Linked DNA regions of Mus musculus: regions 1 and 3 are each linked to region 2. A link is a loop called in an ENCODE intact Hi-C map of the cell type or tissue named here. Cell type or tissue: heart. All regions are shown on one strand. Links, peaks and the distances in the headings refer to the core of each region. The heading gives the core; the rest is flanking DNA. Region 1 overlaps Gm15290 (predicted gene 15290). Region 2 has its middle 17 kb from the start of Ankrd55. Region 3 overlaps Il31ra (interleukin 31 receptor A).

Region 1 (8,552 bases), core at 222-8,221, 740 kb after region 2:
TCCGTGCAAAAGTCCAGATCCGTGTTTGCATATTCAAATCCAACCAAATTTTCAACAGGACAAAAATATGTTTATTTCTCAGTCTCTATACACACCCCTTCAAAAGACGTTGTGATTGACAGCTTCAGGCTAATGAACTTGTAGTAGGGCTCAACAGTAAAGTATTTGTGAGGGCCTAGATTGGATACAAAGACACACACATACACACACACACACACACACACACACACACACACACCCCTCTTCAATGTACAAGTCGGTAGAGCAAGTGAGATTTACAGGAAGTTACCATGAGGAACAGACGCTGGAGAGTAGGGCCTCCCAGGGCAAGGGCAAGGAGTTCCCATTTGTAGATCTAGTGTCCAGAGTAGCATAGCAGTTTCAGGCTAGGGGCTTCAAACTTAGGCAAACCCAGTTTGTAAGGAATGAGACATACTAAAAACAAACACGGGGAAGGAGAGTATGTTGCTGTTCCGGTTTCTACAACTCAGTGTAAGGAGAAAGGGTTCAGTTTGGATTACTGTCTCAGAGGCTCTAGTCCAGGGTTGCTTGGTGCTTCCTCTCCGGGCCTGCGGTGACAAAGTACATCATGCTGTGCTACAATAAAGAATGCAATCTGCCTCTAGGTGGAGACATGCCATTGTCTCCTCTCTTAAAAATTCATCCTGGTCTAGAGAGATGGCTCAGTGGTTAAAAACTTGTACTGTTTTTGCAGGAGACTGGAGTTCAATTCCCAGAACCTACATCAGGCAGCTTACAACTGCTTTTAACTCCAGCTTCATGGGATGCCCCTAACTTCAGGCACAGGCACATATACAGACTCATACACATATAGATGTAAATAAACCATACATACACACACACACACACGTATATGCATATGTGTATGCACATATGCATATATATGTATATATACAGAGAGAGAGAGAGAGAGAGTGAGTTCAAGGACAGTCAGGGCTATATGGAGAAACCCTGTCTTGAAAAACAAATAATAAAAAACCATCACAGCCAGGCGGTGGTGGCGCACGCCTTTAATCCCAGCACTTGGAAGGCAGAGGCAGGCAGATTTCTATGTTCGAGGCCAGCCTGGTCTACAGAGTGAGTTCCAGGGCAGTCAGAGCAACACAGAGAAACCCTGTCTCGAAAAACAAACAAAACAAAACAAAACAAAACAAAACAAAACAAAACAAAACAAACAACCCATCACCAACAAAAAGAACTAACCGGGACTGGAGAGATGGCTCAGTGGTTAAGAGCACTGACTGCTCTTCCAGAGGTCCTGAGTTCAATTCCCAGCAACCACATGGTAGCTCACAATCATCTGTAATGAGATCTGATGCCCTCTTCTGGTGTGTCTGAAGACAGCTACAGTGTACTTATAATAGATAGATAGATATCTAGATAGATAGATAGATAGATAGATAGATAGATAGATAGATAGATAGATCTTTAAAAAAAAAGAAAAAGAAAGAAAGAGCCCCATTTGGCAAGTTAATCACCTGTGCCATAGGATACCTCCCAGAGAGTCAGGTCCCCCTTAAGCTATGCTACAGAGATGGGAGAATCCATTAGCCTTCTAGCAAGAAAATTATCTCCCAGAATTCCCAGCCCCTACTACAACCTCTCCAACCACTCCTACCCTGTGTGTATGTGTGTGTGTTTGTCTCGGTCCTGACTTGGAAAATAGCCCCCTTTTCTATTTCTTCTCCTTTGTCTTTCTCTAGTGGGCTCTGGCCAGAGCTTAGTTGTGCTTTCCCAATGCCTCTGCTTCTTTCCTCTTTTCCTAAGGCGCCCCTCCCCACCATAGGGCGGCTTTCGCTCCATGTGGCTGCCCTCCATTCCTGCTTAACTCAAATGGCATCTTTTTCTTACTTCCATGTTCCTCCTTTACTTCCATGTTCCTCCTTTAAGCAGCTGCTGAGATTTACGGCTTGCTGCCCTGGGGGTTTTCCTCTTAGTTTTAATTTTATTCTATTTTACGTGTATGTGTGTTTTGCCTGCATGCATGCCTGTGCAGCACTTGCATGGGAGCCAGAAGAAGGTTTTGGATCCTGAAACTGGATTTACAGATATTCTCCCTCTCCCTCTCCCTCTCCCTCTCTCTCTTCCCTTCTTTCTTTTTTTAAAAAAAAAAAAAAACTTTTTATTTATTTCACGTGAGTGTTTTGCCTGCATGTATGTCTGTGTGCTACTTGCTTGCCTGATATTTGCAGGGGCCAGAATAGGGCATTGACTCCCCTGGTACTGGAGTTACAGACAGTTGTAAGCCACCCTTTGGATGCTGAGGGTTGAACCCTGGTCCTCTGGAAGATCAGCCTCTTAACTGCTGAGTCACTTTTCCTGTATGTTGTCTTCTCTCTCTCTCTCTCTCTCTCTCTCTCTCTCTCTCTCTCTCTCTCTCACACACACACACACACACACACACACACACGAGTGCATGTGCACTGGGCACTCAACAATGGTTTTGGAGATGAAGCCTCTCCTTCGTCGCTCACTCCCCACATTAGCCGGTGGCTGCCTAACTTCCACTAACTTCCACTCCTCTTCTAGCCAAGTGTGACTTCTTCAAACTCCAAATTGGTCTCTCTGGGACTCTTCTAATGGGCAAGGAACCCTCCCATGAGCACGCTTGACCACCGAGGGCTCTACAGTTCAGGCAGCTCTTGACTGCCCTCTTCTGGGGTTAGGTCCCCAAGTCACCCTTTCCTGTGGACCAGCAGCCACCCCTGAGTTCAAGTCCAAGTGAGGTAGTGAGAGGGGCTGCTTTTCACTTTATTCTGAAGCGATGGGATCCAGGCAGAGTTATTTTACCCTATTACTCTATTGTTTTACATCTGTAGTGTTGTCTGTCTGTGTTTGGAGACAGGGTCTCTGGTCTGTAACCTCAAACTCTTGATCCTGAAAGAGTAGTAAAAACAAAATTCTAGGCCTTTGGGCCCAGGCTTGGGAATGTGATCTTTGTGGCTCAATGCTCCAAGGTATGCTAATCATAAAACAGATAGTGACATCCCCCCACCCACCCACTTCCTGGGTTCAAGGAGTATTCATTCAAAGAAAGTCACCCTGACCCACCCTGACCATTGCTGGAACCCGCTATGCAAATGTGCTATTGTTAGGGGCTCTTAGAAACTGTCTTGAGAAATAACCCTCACAATTACCAGGTATTCCTTGTGACACCTGTGACTTTGTACTTCCTTGTGACTCTTAACTGGTATTTTTGGTATTTTCCAACAACGCCCTTCCCACCTCCTTGAGTTGTGCTTTCTTCCTTTAAATACCCCCTTATCCAGCTACTCGGGGCGCCACGGTCCTCTACCCCTGCGTGGTGTATGACCGTGGGCCCTAGAGCACTCTTGAATAAAAATCCTCTTGCAGTTTGCAGCAAGACCGTTTCTTGTGGGTGATTTTGGTGTGTCACCTCTCCTGAGTCAGAAGGTGGGGGAGTCCTCACGTTGTGGGTCTTTCAATCCTTCAATCTCAGACTCTTGGGGGGCTGGTGTGGGGTGTGGGCTGGGATTACAAGGGGTTTTGTTTTGTTCTGTTTCGGGTTTTTGTTTTTTTTTTTTAATCTCATAATGTAGCTATTTTTATCCATCAGGAAGGCTTGAGGGAGGAAGCAATGCTAAGGCCTTTCAGATAACAAAACTCAAAGTGGATTCAATGAAAGCAGATAGTGGAGTACACATCGGTAAACCCAGGACAGCCTCGGCTGAAGTAGGAGGCTAAGGATTTGAGGCCAGGCTAGGATACAAAGTCAAATGAAGAGCAGCCTGGGAAGAAGAAACCTTATCATAAAAACAGAAACAAAGCCCACTGAGCAGCAGCAGCAGCGGCAACCAGAGAACAGATAACATTGTTCCTCGATGTCTGTTAAATTGCCTTTTCTAAAAATGTGAAGAAATTAAATGAGCTGAGTTTGGCACTAGGGAGATGAAGACAGCGAGCCCAGGATCTCAAGGCCTTCACTTCAATCTTCGCCACCAAGACACCCACCCACCCACCTCACCCCCCAAAAAAAAGAAAGAAAGAAAGAAAGAAAGAAAATAAGAAAAACGTGGCATGTTGGGAAGATGGGGGTAAAGAGAAGAAGGGTTTGTTTGTTTGTTTGTTTGTTTGTTTTGCTTTGTTTTGAGACAGGGTCCCTCTATTTAGCCTTGGCTGTCCTGGAACTTGCTATGTAAACAAACCACTATGGCCTCAAAACCAGAGATCCCCCTGCCTCTGCCACCCAGTGGTGAGAATAAGGCATGCATCTACATGCCTGTCCTTAGTATTATCAATAAAACAATAACAGACACAGAAGAAACCTCAAGGACAATCTTATTAGAGAAATGCCGGGACAGGCAAGCTTTCCATCCTAGCAGCTGTCCGGAGGAGGGAGATGCGAAGGACAAGGAGAAAAGGCCACACTGTCCTAGTTAAGCTGGCGTGGAGGTCAGCCACCAGGCCCACAAGCAACCACACAGCGTAGGGGAGCAATAGAGAGGGAGTGGAAAGGCCCAGAAAAAGCACACTGGGGTGTGGCCAGCATTGGAAAGACGAGAGAAAGGAGCAGAAATTGTCCCTTCTAAGTCAGGAACTAGAAAGGCGGGTAGGACTAATAGAGCTTTGCTGGCGGCACGTGAGGATCACGGGACAGAAAAGCAGGTGATCCCATCACGGGGCTAATTGTTGCTCCTTTCTGGTTAAGGTGGCTTAAGGCGAGCAGGCGAGCAGGCGAGCAGGAATTTGAAGGTGGGCGGGGCAGGTGGGGAGAATGGGGGTTCCTTAGCCAGGGTATTGACCTGTCTAACTAGACGATATACCCAGCTATAAGCAAGGGCACAGAGAAACCACAAACTGGACCACTCCATGAATACAATAAAGGGTTTATTTTATTGAGGGTCAAACTGCCAAAGCTACAGAGGTAGGCAGAGAGAAGATCAAAATGGCAGAAAAGCAAGGGGTGGGCTCTATGACAGTCAACAGGACGAAGGCCTTTGAGCTGACTCAAGCTTTGTGAACTGACCTGGAGACAAGGTTCCCTTGCTCAATGTGGATGACCTTTGAGTTTGGATTAAGGAAGGCTCCTGGCAAACAGAAACCCACCTTAGGCCTTTACACAACAACAATCCTTCTGTTTACCAAGCCAAAGTCCTGTTTTAGACATTGTCACCAGCACTGCCATTTGGGAGACCTCTTTGGACCTAGCATCAGCCAGGTCAGGGACTGTATTCTCTTGATCAGAGGAGCTCTTCCTCAGTAAACCTTTACTGCTATTACATATAATACTGTCTCAAAACCACAAAAGAGAAAAAAAGAAAGATTAAGAAAAATATGTCCCATATATACTGCACTCCTTCCTTAATCATTAATAAATATCTCAATTGGATGCTCCCAGCCATCCATTGGACAGAGGACAGGGTCCCCAATGAAGGAACTAGAAAAAGTACCCAAGGAGCTGAAGGGGTTTGCAGCCCCATAGGAGGAACAACAATATGAACTAACCAGTACCCCCAGAGCTCCCAGGGACTAAACCACCAACCAACCAAAGAGTAGACATGGTGGGACTCATGGCTCTAGCTGCTGTATATGTAGCAGAGGATGGCCTAGTCAGTCATCAATGGGAGGAGAGGCCCTTGGTCCTGTGAAGGTTCTACGCCCCAGTGTAGGGGAATGCCAGGGCCAGGAAGTGGGAGTGGGTGGGTTGGGGAGCAGGGGGAGGTGGGGAGCAGATAGGGGATTGCAAGCTAGGCAGCGGTGGCACACGCCTTGGATCCCAGCACTCGGGAAGCAGAGACAGGGTTATCTCTGACTTTAATCATTAATAAATATCTCAAACAACTTGTATAGGGGTTGGAGAGATGGCTCGGCAGCTAAGAGCATTTGCTGCTCTTACAGAGGAGTGGGGTTCAATTCCTAGTATCCATGTCAACCCCCTGTAAGCCAAGCTCCAGGAATCGGACAGCCTGGTCTACAGAGCGAGTTCTAGGACAGCCAGGGATATACAGCCTTGTTTTGAAAAAAGAAAAGAAATAAGGAAGGAAGGAGGAAGGAGGAAGGAAGGAAGGAAGGAAGGAAGGAAGGAAGGAAGGAAGGAAGGAAACTAGTTATACCACTCCTGGGCATATGCTCAAAGGACTGTATATCTACCATGGAGATGCCCTTGTTGGATGTTCATGTTCATGCCTCTCTATTTACAATAATAAGGAAATGTAATTAATCTAAATGCCCAGAAGAGACGAGAGGATAATGAAAACACGATGCCTAGGCACAACAGAATTTCATTCAGCCTTAAAGAAAAATAAAATTATGAACATTTCAGAAAAAAAAAGGGTGTGGACATGATTATACTGTGAGGTCACCTGATTCAGAAGGACACATCTGATCTCCCTCAGAGACTTTAATTTTCATTTATACGTATATGTGGGTGTTGGTGCGGGTATCGGTCATGAAATCAAATTGTGAAACTGGAAATCGGGAGATATTCCAGAGAAAGATATATCGAGGAAAAGATGATAGATAGAACACTATCTGACTTGAAATGAAAAAAAAAATGGCAGGAGTAGACATGTACAGGGAGGAAAGGACCAACAAAAATAAATTACACGTGAAAACGGCCACAAAGAAACCTATTACTTTACATAATTAAAGTGCAAGGCACTAGCTAGCCAGGCTGGGGGGCAGGGGTGTGTGCAGAGATGGCTGTCAGTAAACTGCTTTCTGGGTGAGCACAAAGGTCTGGTTTTTGATTCCTAAGGAGCCACGTACAGAAGCTGGGCACAGCAGTTCATGTCTGCAATTTCAGTGCAGTGAGGGTGGGGGCGGGCCCCTAGGGCTTACTGCTCAGCCTGGCTAGGCAAACCAGTGAGCTCAGGCTCAGAGAGAAATCCATCTCAAGGAGATAAAGTAGGGGATGAAATGAGGGAAGGAAGGGAGGGAGGGGAGGGGAGGGGAGGGGAGGGGAGGGGAGGGGAGGGAAGGGAAGGGAAGGGAAGGGAAGGGAAGGGAAGGGAAGGGAAGGGAAGGGAAAGGGAAGGGAAGGGAAGGGAAAGGAAAGGAAAGGAAAGGAAAGGAAAGGAAAGGAAAGGAAAGGAAAGGAAAGGAAAGGAAAGGAAAGGAAAGGAAGAGAGAGTGGTTGATGCAGATATATAACTTCAACATCAGGCCTCTACACCTGTGCTCACATGTGTGCATGTGCACCCACACCTGCACTGAAGCACAAACACACACACACACACACACACACACACACACACACACACACACACAGAGGAACATGTATATAAACACTAAACAAACAAACAAGCACCCCCCCCACACACACATACCCCTACACGAACATATGTATAAACACTAAACAAATAAATGAATGAATAAATAATCATGAAATGAAATAAATAATTATTAAACAGACTTTGGATTGGAACTAGGACAAAAATTCCAACTATTTCAAAATGACTCTAAATGTACTTCTGTATTTTGTGCTTATTTATGTAAGGCGGCACTCTCAGCATTGAAAATTACAAAATCAAAATATCAGCAAACAGGGAAGGGCTGGAGAAATGGCTGAGTGGTACTTGCTGCTCTTACGTAGGACCCCGATGTGGTAGCTCCAACCTTCTAAACTCCAGTTCCAGGGGATTCCCGCCCCGCCACCAATGCCTTCTTCTAAACTCTAAAGGCACCAGGCATACAGGCAGTGCGCATATACACGCACATACATACACACACATACATACATTCATATAGGGAAAATACACATATACATTTTAAAACTTTTTAATTAAAGTTTTAACGTAAATTTTATAAAACCACAAAGATGTGCTATGTTCTGTGTTAGCTAATATTTAGCCAATATATTTTTTTTTGCAAAATAACTATATGCATCCATCTCAGTGTTTAAGGTTAAAAGCATTAAAAACACTTTCTATTCTTATAGAAGACTGGAATTCAATTTCCAGGGCCCACAGTGGATGACTCACGACTACCTCTAGCTCTATCTCCAGGTGCTCTGATGGCCTCTTCTGGCCCGCTTGGCCACCTACACACAAGAATACACCCGCACATAAATAAAAGTAAAATAAATCTTTTAAATATAACATGATTTTATTTGCAATGTTATTAATAATAAAATTTTAAGTACATTTTAAAATAACCATGAACAAAATACATTTTCAAAAAAATATTTACCTTTATTCTACATGTATAAGTGTTTTACCTGCATGTTAGTGTGTGTACCACATGCAAGCCTCACATTCATGGAGGCCAGAAGAGGGAATCAAATCCCCTGAGACTGGAGTTGGCCAGTTCCTGAGGAATGACACCTGAGGTTGACCTGTGGAGCGCACATGATCATTTGCACATGTACATCGGCACCATTCACATGCATGTACACAGACAAAAGCACACACACAACACAACACCACAAGATTACTTTAAGTTAAAGACACTTGAGATTCAATCGATACAGAAAAAGCTTCCTCAAAGCTGGGTGTTTGCTGTATAGCCCAGGCTGGCCTCTCCTGCCTTGATGCTGAGATTATCATCATGCTAAAAAATAAGGACTGCCC
Region 2 (8,552 bases), core at 235-8,234:
CTTAACTGCTGAATTCCTGTAGGCGCACATCTTGAAAGTTCCCCAACATTCACAGAACTCTAAGTTATGCCAAGAAAGAGACTTCTTGCTCACCCTTCACTTTACAAGCAGATCCAGAACCGAGTGAATAATTAAAGCAACAACCACCGAAAGAAAACAATGTCATCTGTAGGATGAAAAACAAGGATATTGTTGAGCCAATTGAAGAGATTCTCCCACCGTATCAGTGTGGCAGCAACAATGTAATAATGTCAAGGGACTCAGAACTTCCTTCAGAGTGACAAAGAAGATTGCTTTCACAGGTGGTGCTGCCGGGGATACAGTTTCAACCTGCTGAGAGAACTCTTTCTATTTATTTTCACAAGTTCTTTTTTTAAAGACAGATTTTTAAAACTCTATTTTCTTCTCCCTGGAAACACAGCTAACAGATTCCCACGGAGTTTACAGCACAGCAAAAAAAAAAAAAAAAAAAAAAAAAAAAAAAAAAAATCAGCCGAAGCACAGTACAGATCGGTAGACATTATGCACAGTAGCTGGTTTGATTGACTGATCAAGATGGCACTAATGACTGCCTTAGCCCACTAGATCCTATTTGTTTATGAAAGGTTTGATGTCTACATCTGGTGGTGAACTTAGACAAGTTAGTGATGGGACATGTCATGTAGGTATAGCCACTCAGCGCTCAGGAATTCATATTCTGACATGTTTTCTTTTTTTCCTCAGGGAAGGAAATTCCACTACTGATTTCAAGTTGAGAAATTGAGGGGTGTCCTAGTTAGGGTTTCTATTGCTGTGATGAAAACGCCATGACCTAAAAGCAAGTTGGGGAGGAAATGGTTTATTCCGCTTACACTTCCAGATCAGGGTCCATCTCTGGAAGTCAGGGCAGGAGCTCAAACAGAGCTGGAACCTTTGAGGCAGGAGCTGATGCAGAGGCCATGGAGGGTGCTGCTAACTGGCTTGCTTCACAAGCCAGCCTGCTTTCTGATAGAACTCCCAGCCCAGGGGTGGCCTACTCACAATGGACTGGGACTTCCGCCATTGATTGCTAAGTGAGAAAATGTCTTACAGCTGGCTCTCAGGGTGACATTGAGGCTCCTTTCTCTCTGATGACTCAAGCTGTGTCAGGTTGACATTCAAAACCAGCCAGCACTGGGGAAAATGAGATCTCAATATACAGGATGAAAATTTCAGCACAGTCAGGCTTAGTGAGACAAAGACGTGATTTTCAGTAGCTGAATCTGAACGAATCTCTGCGTCTTCAAATGTCAGATTCAAAGTTTCCTTTACCTAATTAGGCAAGCAAGAAAACAAAACGACATTCTATAGCCTGGGAGGATACTTCATTGACTATAACATTCTTATAACACATAAAATATAATCTGGTATTTGGGGTATAAAGATATACTTGGTTGATAAGCTGAGATCTGATTTTCAATATCAAGCTAGTAATAATGTTTTGGGAAGGTAGAAACATTATGACGTGTTCTCTTTGACAGGGAGAGAGCCTACTTGGCAAATCAGCTTGAAAGAAAAAAATATCACGTTAAATATTATGCAGAGGCCATGGAGGGTGCTTGCCTGCTGGCTCGCTTCACATGGCTGGCTCAGACACAGCTAGAAATCCAAACCAGAAGCCATGTTTCCTCTTGGGAAACCCAACGCTGCCTTAGGACTGTGCACTGCAGCTCATCACCCACTGAGCTGTTGGTCAAAGGTAGATGCTGGCTGCTTGCGGGACACCCAGCAGATGTCAAATGCTCAGGGTGCTTAGTAACTGGTTATTTATGCCTTCTTCCAGGTCTAGTTCACACATCATTCCCCAAACCAGCACCCAAACCTTTTGGCACAAAGCACCAGTTGACTGAAACCCCTCCTTCCCTGGTCAGAACAGCTGACTATGGCCGATTCTCATGTCACACAATCCAGTACTCAACTGACATGGCCAGTGACGCTTCATCAGTGTGTTATTTTAAAGTAACACACAAAATCAAGATATTAACTCTGCTCTTGGGACTGTATTCCCACAAGTACGCCAAAAGTTAGCATTTTTAATATTTAAAGGCAATTCATTAAAATTAGAACAGTATCAATTCTAGCAGAAAAACAGGTACAAATAAGACATTATAAAGAAAGGAAAAAGAATACCAATTATTAAAATATAAGACTCACATTTCCTTATTTACTTTAGTCTATCCTTAAGTAATTATTGAATAAATATTTATCAAATAAATGAAGGGATTAATTAATTGAGAATTTATGGTAGAAGTAACATTTTTAATGAAGATAGTATTTTCCCCAACTAAGCTAATATGTCAGTCTAGAAGAGGTAGAAAATAAATGATATATTTAATAGAGAAGTTAAATGGAAAAGAGTATATATAAGAATCTGTAAGCTGTATAGAAAAATTTCGATGATTTTCCTAGTGCTAAAGGCAAGCACCCAGCCGAGAAAGTTTATCACACTCTACAACAGAGTAGTTTGCCTGTTTGTCTGATCCAGTTCTAGTCAGCAGTTACTAGACAAGCAGGAGACAACAGGCAGAGCATGGGAGAGGCAGGTGATGCCAGCCACAATGGTGTGAACCTGGGGCTGGGAGAGCCCTTAGGCTCCAGATGTGAAGCACAGGGGCCTGACTGGGTCAGCATCCAGGGGTTCTACAATGCTGGGTTCCATATTCAGAGGGCCAGAGAAATTTACAGGCTGAGGTCATAAAAATTCCTGGGCTTTCCCAGTTTTCTGGGTCCAAGGTTGAGGCTGAGAGCACCACACATGCTTCACTGCCAAAGCCAACTCCCAGGTCACAGCTAGGAGAGTCTTGGGAGAGTCATTGTCACTCTGCAATGTCCCTGTAGTACATTTATTTTTATTTTACGTGTGCAGGTGTTTTGCCAACACGCATGTCTGTGTACCGTGGGTTTACAGATGGTTATAAGCTACCATGTAGGTGCTGGGAATTGAACCTGGGTCCTCAGGCAGAGCAGCTAGTGCAATGCTTTTAACTGCTGAGCCATCTCTGGAGCCCAGTGTAGTGGCTATTTTAAGAGAAATGCTTACAAGAATTTTGTCTATTGTCACAGAACATCCAAGGATAAAGGTTATAAACTGATCATTGATACTGTCAGTTACTGTTAAATAAAGAATATACCAATAAAGACCTACGCTATTCTAAGTAAGGTTGGTAACTACCAAAGAAACAAAAAATGATAAATTATTTGCAATGATCACGTGGAAAGCCTCTACCATATAAGCTGAGTCTGTCAGAAAAATCTCAGAGGCGCAGAGTCAGCGACCTTGGCTATACAAAGGAGAAACCAAGGCACAGAGAGTACTTGGCCCGGATACAGAGTCTGTCTCTGCATCTTGCTGGGTGTTTGAAACTTACTACTGGATTATTATCATAGGGACCTCTGGGGAGGATGTCTCAGCCAAGGATGTTAGAGAGTCAGGAGATGGCAGAGGTTGGGCACCATCAGTTATGCCTTTCAACACCTACACACATCCACTAGAAAGAGTGGGGAAGACCCAAACCTTAGGGAGTCTGAAAGTGTATGTAGCTGTGGCCAGCCTCTGAGAAAAAAATGACAGAAGAAAAGACAAAGGGAGTCATTACAGAACTCAGAAAATTTTGCAGGCCTTCCCTGGCTAACCTGGGGGCGGCTGGTGGGGGGGCTGCTCTAGAGGGGTGAAAACCTTGTGTGTGTGTGTGTGGGGGTGGGGTGGGGGGGGCTGCCTTCATAGGAGTGGTTCCTTAGGCCGGCCCCTGACCTGCCCAGAGGGATTAACTCTAAATAAACCAACAAGGGCATGGCTCCCCCTAGAGGAATATTCTGTTCATTACTGAGATTGCAGACCTAAGCCCGCATGCACAGTTGAGTTTATGTTTGAAAGAACAGAATCCCGAGAGATTTCAGGAGTTGTGAACATCCATGTTCAAAACCCAAGAATTAGGTTTTTCTTTCGCTTTCCCCTCTTATTGGATCTTTGGTTGGTCTTTATTCAAATAAGCTGTCCCAAATTATTTGATCTTTACGAAATAAAACATAGTTTTAATGGTTTCTTTTCCGTTCTCGGCTTCCCGGCAAAAGCACCTTCAGTTTCCTTACATCCACAGCCTTCTTTGCTTTCTTGCTCTCTGCAGACTTGCCCGCACCCCCTTCTCTGTAGCCCCCTTCCCACCTATCTTGGCTGCCAGTGTGTGACCTGGCCACTGCCACTGTCTGTGCCCCCAGTTTTGCAGTTTCTGCCCTGATGAGGTCTGCCTTGGGTGTGCCGTCTTGGCATACGAGTTCACATCCCCCATGATACCCAGTTCCCCCATGAATTCTTCAGGTCGCTGCACTGAATCTTCTCTGTGGGGGTCAGCTGGGCTTTTTAAGGTTCTGTTGAGAATGCTCTAGATCAATGGTCTTCAACCTGTGGGTCATAATCCCCTTTTGGGGGTCAAATGCCCCTTTTACAGATGTGGCCAGAGACCTTTGAAAAACACAGATATTTACACTCTGATACTTAACATTGGCAAAGGTAAAGTTATGAAGTCGTCACAAAAATGATTTTGTTTGGGGCTCACCACAACATGAGGTACTGTATTAAGGGGTTGCAGCCTTAGGAAGGCTGAGAACCACTGCTCTAGTTGCTCTTGATGGAAGCCACTTTGCTGCTAGGGTGGTACAATTCACCTGGCTTCTGGAAGCTGCGTTCCATCCAAAGGCCCAGATGTCCATATGCCTTGCAGTAGTCAGTTTTAAGTGTCCAGCTTTCATCCATTTAACAGAGAAACCTCGGGAACCATTCTGAAGGCTCTGTAACACTGCTGTCTTCCTTGTGGATGACACACAGTCCCTTCACTAGATTCAAGGGTTGCTTATTTTGCCCTTGACAGCTCTCATTCACCGAAAAGCATAGACTTTTGTGTTAGCATTAAGTTTCCTAAGAGCAAATCAGCTATGCAATGGGAATTCTCTCCTACCTCTATATTGCATGGAAGGAGATTGCTACCATAACTCTGAGCCTCTCTTGGTCCCATCACTCATAGTAGGATGACTTACCAAGCTATGGAACTTGGGGAGGCTATTGGTGTGTATTTGAATCAACTGACTTTACACTGCCAGTAGGAGAACACGAATTCTCTCTCCCCTACTGTTGTTAGCCTTATCTGAGCAGGTGCCTACCTCATGGCAAAGCCTACCAGGACAAAGGTGCAAATCTTGGCTGTAATAACCATATATATATAATTGTTTCTTATCATAGGCAATTTCTTAGAACTTTGCTTTTTAAAAGGTTGATATTAGCCATATGTGTGCATAGTGTTTCTCTTTTCTCCAACAAGTATGAGCCTAGGGTCCTACACAGAAAGAAGAGTGCTATTTATTGGGGCATTTTGAAAGGCTGTCAGAGGGACAACCATAGTGTTGCTCTTGTGGAAGAACACAGAGTAAACTGTGGCCATGGTTTTTGAGTCATGCTCAGCACAGTGTGGATGACAGAAGTAGAGGTGGATTTGGGAACACGTGACCCTGTAGAGTACGATGTGCCATGCTGGCTCTAACTCCCTGTCTTACCTTTTTCCCTGTTACTGTGACAAATGCCTAACAGAAGAGCAGCTTAAGGGAGGAAGAGTTCATTATGTTTGCGGTATCAGAGGACAGTCTTCAGTGGGGAAAGTGCACAGGCTGGGGTGGCTTGGTGTTTGGAGCATGTCTTCACATCTTGGTTAACCAGAAAGCAGAGAATAGAACCAAAAGTTGGTGGGGCTGGGATGTAACCTGTAACCCATCTCTGTCAGCAATGCCTTTTATCCCAAAGGTTCCACAGTTTCCCAAAGCAATGTCACTGAGTTGGGATAAAGTGTTTGAACACATGAGTCTGTGGGAGACATTTCTGACCTTAACATCCCCAGGGAAAGAAGTGGTGCTGTACATCTGCCTTTGAAACATGTGATTTCTCTGGAGGGTTTTGAGGAGAAATATTAATGGAAGAAAGGAGGGATTTGGCATTCTGTTCTTTCTCATCTCCTGTTTCACATTAGTCAGGTTTAAGTCCAGAAAAGCAAATGTCACCTGGCCCTTCCTCAGGTACTCAGGGGGCAGGACTAATTCAGTGAAGAAAGGATTGAGAGAGTCTTTTTTAAAAATGCAAGATGATTCTCAGGTAAGTGCTATGCCTACTCCAGTGAAGTCTGCCTATCAAGGTCAAAAGGCCTGGAGGCAGTCACGAGGCAAAGAGTTTCAAGGAAACTCGGCCTCCTGGAACCTTGGCATTCTCATAGCCTGTATACTCAAACCCTATCCCCGAGTTAGTATGGTGTGTGCTCTCTTTCAGTATTGTTTTATTATAAGTGCCTTTAAAAATTGAATTTTAACATAGGTGAGCCTCTACCAGTGTTCCAGCAACCTAGAAAATCCTTGAAGCTGAATAGCTTGGAATTCAGTGAGAAGGTTACCTATTCAGTAACATTCAAATTTATTTCCAGTACAGAAACTAATTAGGCACTACAAAGAATGGAGCTAGAATAGCTCAGGGCTAGTCTGCAGAGTGATTACTTAGGACAGTAGCCGAGTCTCACCCAAACAAGGGAATACATAATGGCTTAGTGATAGGTGGGTTAACCATGAAAGAGTTAGGGAGTCCCCCTGAGACAGGTTTCTTCACTAGGCCCAAAGGAACAACATAATCAGGCATTTACTAAGAACCGCCCCCCCCCCCCCCCATAGTTGTGGGCTTAAGAATAGACTAGCATTACACCTGGCTCCCTTCTTAGTGGTAAACAGCGGCCATCTTTTGATGTATACATTCCTTTTGTTTTGTGTCACTGTAACTCGGGGGATGTGTTCGCCTGACTTTTCTTGTTTTTCTTCTGTATAAAAGTCTGGTGTTCATTTGTATGAGACACTCAGATTCAACACATTCTCTCGTGTTGTGTCTGTTTGTCATTCGCCGACTCCGTCACCCACCTGCAACCAGAGACCCAAAAAGGGGGTTAGTCTGTAGCAGGTAAGGAGTGCACCATTTTACACTTGATATGACATGACTCGTTGATAATATCGTCCTGGATAATATGGGTCATTTGTAGGTTTGATTTTCTGATCACAATAAGATACAATTATTGTGCCAAAAAAGAATGAATCTAGCAATGGCAGCCTCCAGCTCACAGGAAGACAACTGTGGTGACATTTGGAGTCAGGCCACATTCATTCAGCACTCCTTGGATCAGTTAGCTTAGAAGATGGATGCTTTTGAATATATCCTTGGATCAGAGGAAGATCAGATGGCTGATCTCATGGGAATTCAAATACCAGATTCCTGAAGCACAAAGAGTAAAACAACAAAATTATAGAATCTTATAAATGTGAAAGATCTGAATCTTCTTTCTTTATCTTAAAGAGTCCCCACCCCACCCCCGACAAAACTTCTCTTTCCCTCTTCTTCCTCTTCCTTCCCAAGGCAGAAGGGAGTGTGAGAAGTCATTGAAACACTGACCCATCTTCCAGTAAGCACGGACGGATATCCCAAAGGAAACAACCTTTCAGAGAATTATCCACCCGTTTCTCTTATATAAGGCTTGGGGAATGTATAACATGTCCAAGTTCTCCCATTTGGGGGCATCACTATCTCCCACACTGGGTGGAAATTAGCATTGGTCCCTCCTGCAGAGGGGGGCTGTGACCATATCTGCCCACCCTAGATCCTTTGTAACCGTTGTTGGAGGGTGTCGCCTATGGGTCCTCTTTCTGAATCAATGAAACTGCAGGTCACACACCTATGACTCTGACTCTGGGAGTGATCGTTGGTATTGGTAGGCTTGGTGTCTTGCTACTAGAGTTTCAGATAACAAGGCACAAAAGGAAGTAGCCTGTCCCCAGTGTAGGGCTTGAGCCTACTCTGCAGGTCTTTTGGGAAACTGATATGGAAGGCTCTAGAATACTGAATCATGTGTCTTTTAGAGTATGTTGTCATGTGCTAATGCCAAAATCCTGAGTGCCTGTGTGTTCCCATGAAAACATTGTTCTGTTCTCTTTTTAGCCTGTGTTTTAATCAGAGGCTGGATCTAGGGAATGGGTGAAGAGAATGGGGTCTTTGAGAGGCCAGCATAGAAAACTAGCCTTATGCTTATGTGGAAAGGGAATGGAAGTAGATGCAGAACTACAGCTTCTCCAGGTTAGAAACTGGCTTAAGTGAACCAAATTCTACTGAGGTTTGATGTTAGGGAGGATCAAGAGGCACTGGTTCCCCAGTGTGTGCATGTAAGTTTAACCACGGAAGCTCGGTGTGTTAATTATTTCTTTTATTGCTGTGCAAAAGTATCCAACAGAAGAAACCTAAGGAAGGAAAGTCTTATTGGGGTCATGGTTTAAGGGGAAATGCAGCACACCGTGGGCCGCAGGCATGACGGGAAGGTGAGGTATCCAATTAGGACGCTCGTACTTAGCCCCTCCCCTTCCTTCACTTAGGACACATCCATTAGGTAAAAGGTGCTTTTCTCCTCTGTGGTCTTGCAGAATGTCATGGTTCTCTTAATTCAGAGAGATCCAAGTAAGAATTCCGGGCAATG
Region 3 (8,000 bases), core at 1-8,000, 260 kb before region 2:
TGCTCTTACGTCACCTTCATCCTCTCCAACCCAGCGACCTTTTCAGGTTGACAAATTACCTGACTGAGCTTCTGGGAGTCACAGTGGGAATCTCAAGTGCAGAGCCAGTTTGAGAAAGGAACCCATGAGCTGCAGCCTTTAGGGATGAGGATAAATTTCCTCTCCTGCTTGGAGACTTTGATTTACAGAGGACACATAGGCTGCAAGTCCCTCTGGATCCTAGCTAACTAGCGAGATCTGTTTCTGGAATCCCGTCAGTTTAAGGGAGGTTAAAGCAGATATAAAAGGCATTTAACCATCAGAGATACTCGATAAAGGAAAAGGACAAGGACGGAAGGGAAGTTTTCGAGTTACAATGGAGATCTTGAGCTTTGATCCTTTGCAATTTGGCACTGACTGGATGCCAGTGGGGCCTGTACATTTGGGTTGATTTGTGAACCAATCCTTTCTCCCTCTCCTCAGCCTTCCAGTACATTAAGAGCATGAAGGCCTACATAGCCGAGCCCCTGTTGGTGGTGAACTGGCAAAGCTCCATTCCTGCGGTGGACACTTGGATAGTGGAGTGGCTCCCAGAAGCTGCCATGTCGAAGTTCCCTGCCCTTTCCTGGGAATCTGTGTCTCAGGTCACGAACTGGACCATCGAGCAAGGTAGCTGGCTCAGAGCCTGCAGGCTGCTGTAGCGCAGGGTTTGGTTTCACTTAGATCGGCTTTGAAGGCTGTGTGGACAGCACTGGAGATTAGTAAATGTCACGGTTCTTGGCATTTCCCAGGCGAAGCTGGCACAGAAAGCCAGGTGGGAAGCAAGCATAATCTTATCCACTCATGTTAATGGAGACAGAGGGAAATAATAATGTTCACCAGCTACCCTGCTAGTGATAATCATAATTTAACAGAAAAGAAGTAAGGCTTTTAAAAATAGTGCTAATTAAGCCTGCTAATTTCCTATGAGCATACAATGTGTTTTGCCCATATCTAACCAACTCCTCCCACATCTACTTCCCATTTTCTCCCACCCCTCCCAACTTTCTGTCCCTCCCTTTATTTTTATTTTTTAAATAACCTACTGAGTGGAATTAGTGCTGCCCTATTAGGCATAGGTGTAGGGCCACCCACTGAGAGTGATTGGCCTACCTACTGGGGAGTGGGAGACACACCCTTGAAGAAGGAAGGACCCCCACCCCTTCATGATGGAGCTGTAATATTCTTGAAATGGTCTCAGTTTAGTTCTGGGAGTTAGACAGAACATCTCAGAGCAAGAGAAGGCATTAGAGAGAAACAGAACGTCTTCTGTAAGTCTTAGGCCACAACTCAGTCCTCTATTTTTCTACTCTGTGTACTTAAGCAGCCCTCTCTCCCCCCTCTCTCCTCCAGATAAACTAAAACCTTTCACATGCTATAATATATCAGTGTATCCAGTGTTGGGACACCGAGTTGGAGAGCCGTATTCAATCCAAGCTTATGCCAAAGAAGGAAGTATGTGTGGACCAACTGTGGGGGAAGGGAAATAGGCTATTACAAGTTCAGATGCAGGGCTGTCTCAAGGCTCATTTCTAAAACATGCACCATCTTCATGTTCATCTTCAACTGTGTGTGTTTGACACACTTGAGGCCAGAGTATAGCGTCACTACATTTCAAAGGTGGGTAGATATAAAGAGTCCAAGGAGTCCAGCCACTTCCTACTTTACAGTGGGGGAATTGAAGCTCTCACAGAGGTGAGACTCCTTGCCTAATAACAAAACAGCAGCTGAGACTGTCACCAGCGTTAACATTAATTAAGATCAATTCAGGGAGCCTAGCAAGCTCATCATACACACATTAGAAATGATTCTCTAGGAGTGCACACGTGGGTGTGCACGGTGGTCATGGGCGTTTTGATGCACATGTATGAAGGCTAGAAGCCAACCTTATCATTTCTCAGAAGCCATTCACCTTGTTTATGTTTTGAGATTTCTCCCTGGGACCTGGGGGCTTGCCCATTGGTGGAGCTGCCCATTGGCTGGCCAGCAATTCCCAGAGATCTGCCTGTCTCCACCCCTTCAGCTCTGATATTGTCACAGAGGCCACCATGGCCAGCTTTTTACTTGACCTTATGCTTTCACGGCAAGTGCCTTCCCTGCTGGGCTATCTCGCCTCCTCTCAGGTGTCTTTTGCGAGGCAATAGGCAAGGTACACCACTCAGACTTTATCTTTTGGGAAATGAGCATCTTCTAGATTCAACACTGGAAAGCGTCTCCTACTGTATAAAGGTAGGCCAGGGAAGCTATACTTTATAGACAGGAATGAAAACTGGGTGCTAATTGGAATTGGGGACCTACAGGAAAGTACATTTTCTTGGGGATTTGAAATTCCTTGTCATCTTATATAAGATGCCTGACTTTGGGGGGGGGGGGAACCCAATCTCTACAAACAAGTTCACTCCTCAGTCCCCCGGTTCAACTTCCTTATCCCAACCCCAGCATTGTGGGTTTTGCCTGAAACAATGGTAGCAGCTCTAGGGCAGCGGTTGATCTTCCGGGATGTGATTCAGCCTTGGTAATTTTTTTTTTTTAATCTCCCTGACCTCTGAAGCTCCATTAAAAGGTCCTGAGACCAGGGTGGAGAACATCGGTCTGAGGACAGCCACGATCACATGGAAGGAGATTCCTAAGAGTGCTAGGAATGGATTTATCAACAATTACACTGTATTTTACCAAGCTGAAGGTGGAAAAGAACTCTGTAAGTGGGCACATGGCCAGGCTGAGCAAGCTCAGTCCACCCCTCCGCTCCCCCCATCCCCGAGATGATGTGAATAGACCTGACACAGAGGTGGCTCCAGGGCTGTGACCGGCATAGTCATCCAAACACTTAGCTTCTCTGTGCTTCTCTGAAAATAGAATCGAGGGCACTACCTCAGGAGTTACAAACGTGTAAAGAAGTCCTGAGGAGGACTGGGAGGAGTTGATAGGACCTCTCCTGCTCAGTCACAGAATGGGTGGGTCCCCTCAGACTTTTCTGACCATTGTTTTGGGTGGGATTTGCCCATCTTAAAGAGTAGATTTGTATGCAGGGACAGCCCTTGTTTGATGGTACTTGTCTTAGTGCAGAGCTCTTTAAGTGTAAGTTCTACCTCCCATTGCCCAGAGCTTTCTTTTTGAGTCCACAGTATCTTCTGACATCCTAAGCTCTGGGCTAGGCTTGGATTTCCGTTTAGGCTAAATTTGATTTTTATTACATTATAGTACACGTAATGTAAAACTTGGTACTAAATATTTGAAGGTGTATAGTTCAGTGATCTTAAGAACATTTACCAAATTGTGTAACCACCACCGCTCTTTTCTCCCCCTCCATGTGGAAGCTCTGTGTTCTTTTAATCAATTGTTCCCGGGCCCCTCCTCCCATGGCCTCTGGTAACTACCGGACTCTGCCTATAGATTATTATTCAGATTATTTCACAGAAGTAACAAGGCTGGGGAGGCAGCTCAGAGCCCGAGCATGTTTCTAGCATGCACGAGGTTTTACGTTCACTGCAAAATAAAATAGGTTAACCTTACAGCCTGAGTTTTCCCAGGGGTATCTCATTTAGAAAACTTTTTCCCCTAGTCACTAATGATATCAAGCACTCGTCTGTTGTAGTTATTGGCCACTTGCATATCTTCTTCAGAGAAAGAACTTCATCACCCATTTTAACATTAGATTGTCTTTAATGAAGTTCAGTTTAATATTGTTTGGGGTAGTTGCTTGTGCTTTGAGTATCATATTTTATAAGAACCCTCCATAAATTCAAAGTTGTGGATTAGTTATTTGGGCTTTTGAAGGGTTTTATACTTTTAGCTCTTATGTTTAGGTCATTGATGCATCTTGGTAGACTTGTTTTAAGTGGAAGTTGAGAAGTTAGAATTGCAGGTCAGGGCACCCTGGGTCAATGCGAACACACATTTTCAGTTTGGCTTGCTATACTAGATCGGTTTCTATTTTTCCTTTCAGCCAAGACTGTTAACTCTCATGCCCTGCAGTGTGACCTGGAGTCTCTGACACGAAGGACCTCTTATACTGTTTGGGTCATGGCCAGCACCAGAGCTGGAGGTACCAACGGGGTGAGAATAAACTTCAAGACATTGTCAATCAGTGAGTACTGGCTTCAGGCCTCATTCTGGAGTTTACTTCGGGTTGGAAATATTTGACAGGAGCAAGGAGAGCCAGCAGAGGGCAGCAGAGCATGGCTTCTCCTGCTCTCTCTGGCTCACTCACCTCCCAGGAGTTACTGAGGAGCTGGCAAAGGGAGGGCTGAGTTAGACCAACAGGCCATTTTGATCCTTGCTGGTAAGCAGCCACAAATAATCTTAAGATGAAGCAAGCAACATCCACTTCAGCCTCAGCCACGTCAAAGGCTGTTGCCTGAGCTCACACTGCCCAGTTCCTAAATGTCAGGAGTTGTGCAATAGAACCTGGGAAGGAACAACTGGTTGATCAGAGGTCACTGACAAGGGACTTAATGTTACCATCTGCGGTGGGGCTTTTGTTTCGTTTTGTTTGTTTGTTATGTGTATTCAACTTATCAGCTTTTACGTTGAAAACATGAAAAGCAAGACAAATTTGTTAGATATCACATATAATGTGAAATATAATAGTTTAATAATTGAGTAGGAAAGCTGAGGGCATGTAATAGACAGAGGGAAAAGAAGAGGAAAGCCAGTCTGGTCTACAAAGTGAGTTCCAGGACAGCCAGGGCTACATGGAGAAACCCTGTCTCAATCAATCAATCAATCAATCAATCAGTCAATCAATCAAAATTCAAGCAGCATTGACAAGTTTTGCAATAACTACTATAAACCAAAAAAGTCATCTTGATGTATCTCAGAAGCCCCTTGTTATTTATGTTCCTGAAGACTAAAGTAGACCGTGGCTCTGAGAACCATGAGCAAGATAACACGTTCTGTCCTGCAGCCTAACAATGCCTTCTTGGTATTCTTTTTGATACAACTTCTAAAATAACTTTTTTTTAAAAAAAATAAAAATCATGTTACAGCTTCAGAAGACTGGGTACAAGTTGTGTCAGCTCATGAAAATTTCTCTCAGGATCAAATTGAAGGCACAATCCCGTGCTGGACCCTTAAAAGTTCTCTCCTTGTTCCGTAGATTTGAGGACAGACTACTCTACTTCCCTCCTGGGTCCTCCACAACCCATTCTCCTTTTTATGAACGACTATTTATTATTATTATTATTATTATTATTATTAATGTGTATATGTGTGTGTCTGAGTAAGCTTATGTACACCACATGCCTGCACTGGTTAGAACAAAGTCTCGCATCGCTTGCAACTGGAGTTGAGTTGCAGGCAGTCGTGAGCAGCTGTGTGGGTGGAGAGAGCTAGACTTCTGCAAGAGCAGCCAGTGGTCTTATGACCATCTCCCAGACCTCTAGAACCGACTCAGGCACAGCAGCCACAGTTTAAAGTTCTAGATTTTCTGAACTCACCAGTTACAGCTTCATATTTTAAACAAAATACAAGCTACCCTCCCCTTACCTCATTTCCCATCACTTTCTGACTCGGTTTCTCTCCCTCTTCAAAGCTTTGCATCTCCCTTTGCTTTTCTGCAAAATCCAGGGCAGACTCTAGATTAGATCTAGCCAGGCAAGGTGATGCACGCCGGTCTCCGCACCCAGGAGGCTGAAACAGGAAGGTCTAAAATATAAGGCTAGATCAGCCTACACACAATGAGACCCTATCTGGAAAATTAAATAAGTGATACATAAATAAATAAATAAATAAATAAATAAATAGAAGATTAAGAGGCTAGCCTCCCTTCACTTTGCCCTAAGTACTCTATTTGATCATCTATTTTATCTGAAGTATTTTTAACATTATTCTATTACTTAGGGTCCTCTAGGAGAACAGAAGTGATGTGGTTTAAGTGATTGGAAGCTAGGTTCTTCAGCAGTGGCATTCACCATGCAGGGACCCCGGTAGCCACTCGGTCTGAGAAGTCTGAATCTTTAGAACAAGAGTAGGAGTTAAGGCCGCAGTCCCCGTCTAAAGATGGATGCCTGGAAGCTCTCTTCAGAGTTGTGTCCAAAGGCTGGCTAAGCTGAAGTTGGAAATCTGTGGATAATGACCACAGCAATCAGTGTTCGTGCTCAGGGAGAAGAGAACTTGGGTGCACTGACCGTCTTCCTCTTTTTCGACTTTTAGCCCATCTGGTAGTGGTATTGCCAGCCTATCAGATGGTATTGCCTGTGTTTAGGGTGGACCCTCCCCTAAGTGTTCTCCCATGTCAGTTCTTTGGACTCACCCTCACAGACACAATAGCATGCATGTATTTGCCATTCTGTAGGTATCTCTTAGTCCAGGCAAATTGACAAGTCAAAGCTTACCTGTCAAAGTTTATCGTGTGAGTTTTTCTACCCCAGGATATACGAAGCATGTGAGTGAGGATCTGATTTTTTTTCTTATTTGTTTGTTTTATTTCTCAGAATAATGGGGGGGGGAGGCTAATAGTTATGCTAGTAATTACTGACTAAATGGATGAAGTTGGAAGCTAACCCTGACAAACACAACAGCTATCAGTACATAATATGTAATACTTGGAGATGTCAATGAAACCCATTATTCTGTAAAATATAATAACACAAAAGAAAATATATCAATATCTATCATGTTATATAGGGAAAAGACAGCTAGATAGGGAGCCAAAACCCCAGTGGTTTCAATAGAAATAAATTAAATTTAAATAGGAAATTAAAGAGAAATGTTGCTAAAGAAAAAGAAAAACTAAAAAGAAAAAGTTAATATTTGATTCTTGTCAAAAGAACTTTACTGACAACTGGTCTTTTGTTCTCTTTGTCACAAAGGTGTGTTTGAAATTGTCCTTCTAACATCTCTAGTTGGAGGAGGCCTTCTTCTACTTAGCATCAAAACAGTGACTTTTGGCCTCAGAAAGCCAAAGTGAGTTCATGATTAACACTGAATGTCTTAACAATCGGCCACAGAAAGCAGCAGGTGCCATCCTGGCACATGGTATGAGAGAGAACTCTGCCCCAGGGGAGGGCTGGCTCATTCATTCATTTGATCCATATGTGTGAGAAGGATTAAAGGCCATACCCTCAGACTCATGAGGATTCCCACAAACAAGAAGACATATTTGTGCAGGTCTGTACCCCAAATCTAGATTCTTCTGAGGCCAAGGGAGCACTACCTATCCCATAGGCTCTGCCTGCCAATGTCTGTCACTTGAGGCTGGAGCAGAAAGGAGACTGAGCCCTGGGTGTTAGCCAACTGGATGAGAGCACAGGTCTGTTCTTTGTGATATAGAGAGTGTGTGTGTGTGTGGGGGGGGGGTGCTGGCTGCAGGTACATTTGTCCTGACTGCTCTTGCCAGTGTGGGGAAAGACATTCGTCTTCAATATCTTATATTTCTCCCTGCAGTGAGCCTTAGGCTGCCTCAGTGTCCCTCCTTGGTAGGGTGCTCTACTCTGGCCCTTGTGAGCTTTCTCTGCCCAGCAGCTGGGCCTCATTTGTGACTAAGCTAATGTCAACCTCAATCATGATCAATATACTGCAGCCAAGTCACAGCATAAATTTTTGTACATCATATTCTTAAGTAATCATCTTCAATCTAGACACATGTCAGAACTGGATCCTGCCCCAAGAGTTTCTGACTCAGAGTTCTGGGATAAAGACTAGGAATGTGTCTTTTGATTAGTGGGTGATGCTGGTGCTGAAGTTGGGAACATACTTTGGGAACACTATGCAGAAGTGTGGGTAGTTAGTGCATCAACTGCTCCTGAGAATGCATTTGCCAAAGTGACAGTAGTGCAGTTTCCAACATCAGGACCAGGGTAGAGATACACAGGTAATAGAGAAAGAAAGGAAGGTAAGGATATAATTATGTGGGGGAAGCATCTCCTTTTGGGTTGTCCCATAGACAACTGCTTCCTATTTCCTGTCAGTCAAGAGTGTGGATACTTATTCGTATTGAATAGAAATCTGGGCAGCTGCCTTCTGTCTTGGTTATTTTCTAT

Evidence for each region. A loop is a pair of places that touch in the nucleus more often than their neighbours do. Peaks named below come from ENCODE experiments on the same cell type or tissue, not always from the same donor. Only the 100,000 strongest peaks of a DNase experiment are listed, where the experiment ranks them.
Region 1: it touches region 2 in a loop (3-fold over the local background); 8 of 42 quality-filtered maps call a loop at or near these places.
Region 3: a loop joins it to region 2, with 8 times the contacts of the local background. A loop is called at or near these places in 9 of 42 quality-filtered maps.

What each region holds. Positions count from the first base shown.
Region 1 is chr13:111,528,451-111,537,002 of GRCm38, reverse strand. All of the region lies in intron 1 of Gm15290 (predicted gene 15290), which reads left to right. Among named protein-coding and RNA genes, the nearest start is that of Gm15290, 17 kb to the left of the region's middle. In heart, for the core only: CTCF peaks have their summits at 605 (motif pointing right), 2,680 (motif pointing left) and 4,238 (motif pointing left); no DNase peak of the experiment used is centred there.
Region 2 is chr13:112,267,335-112,275,886 of GRCm38, reverse strand. No RefSeq gene overlaps it. Among named protein-coding and RNA genes, the nearest start is that of Ankrd55, 17 kb to the left of the region's middle. In heart, for the core only: a CTCF peak has its summit at 3,834 (motif pointing left); no DNase peak of the experiment used is centred there.
Region 3 is chr13:112,526,384-112,534,383 of GRCm38, reverse strand. Il31ra (interleukin 31 receptor A) reads left to right here. Exons shown (of 17, transcript NM_139299.2): 11 at 463-648; 12 at 1,372-1,473; 13 at 2,570-2,716; 14 at 3,965-4,105; 15 at 6,831-6,924. Among named protein-coding and RNA genes, the nearest start is that of Il31ra, 50 kb to the left of the region's middle. In heart, for the core only: a CTCF peak has its summit at 4,178 (motif pointing right); a DNase peak (open chromatin) is centred at 4,273.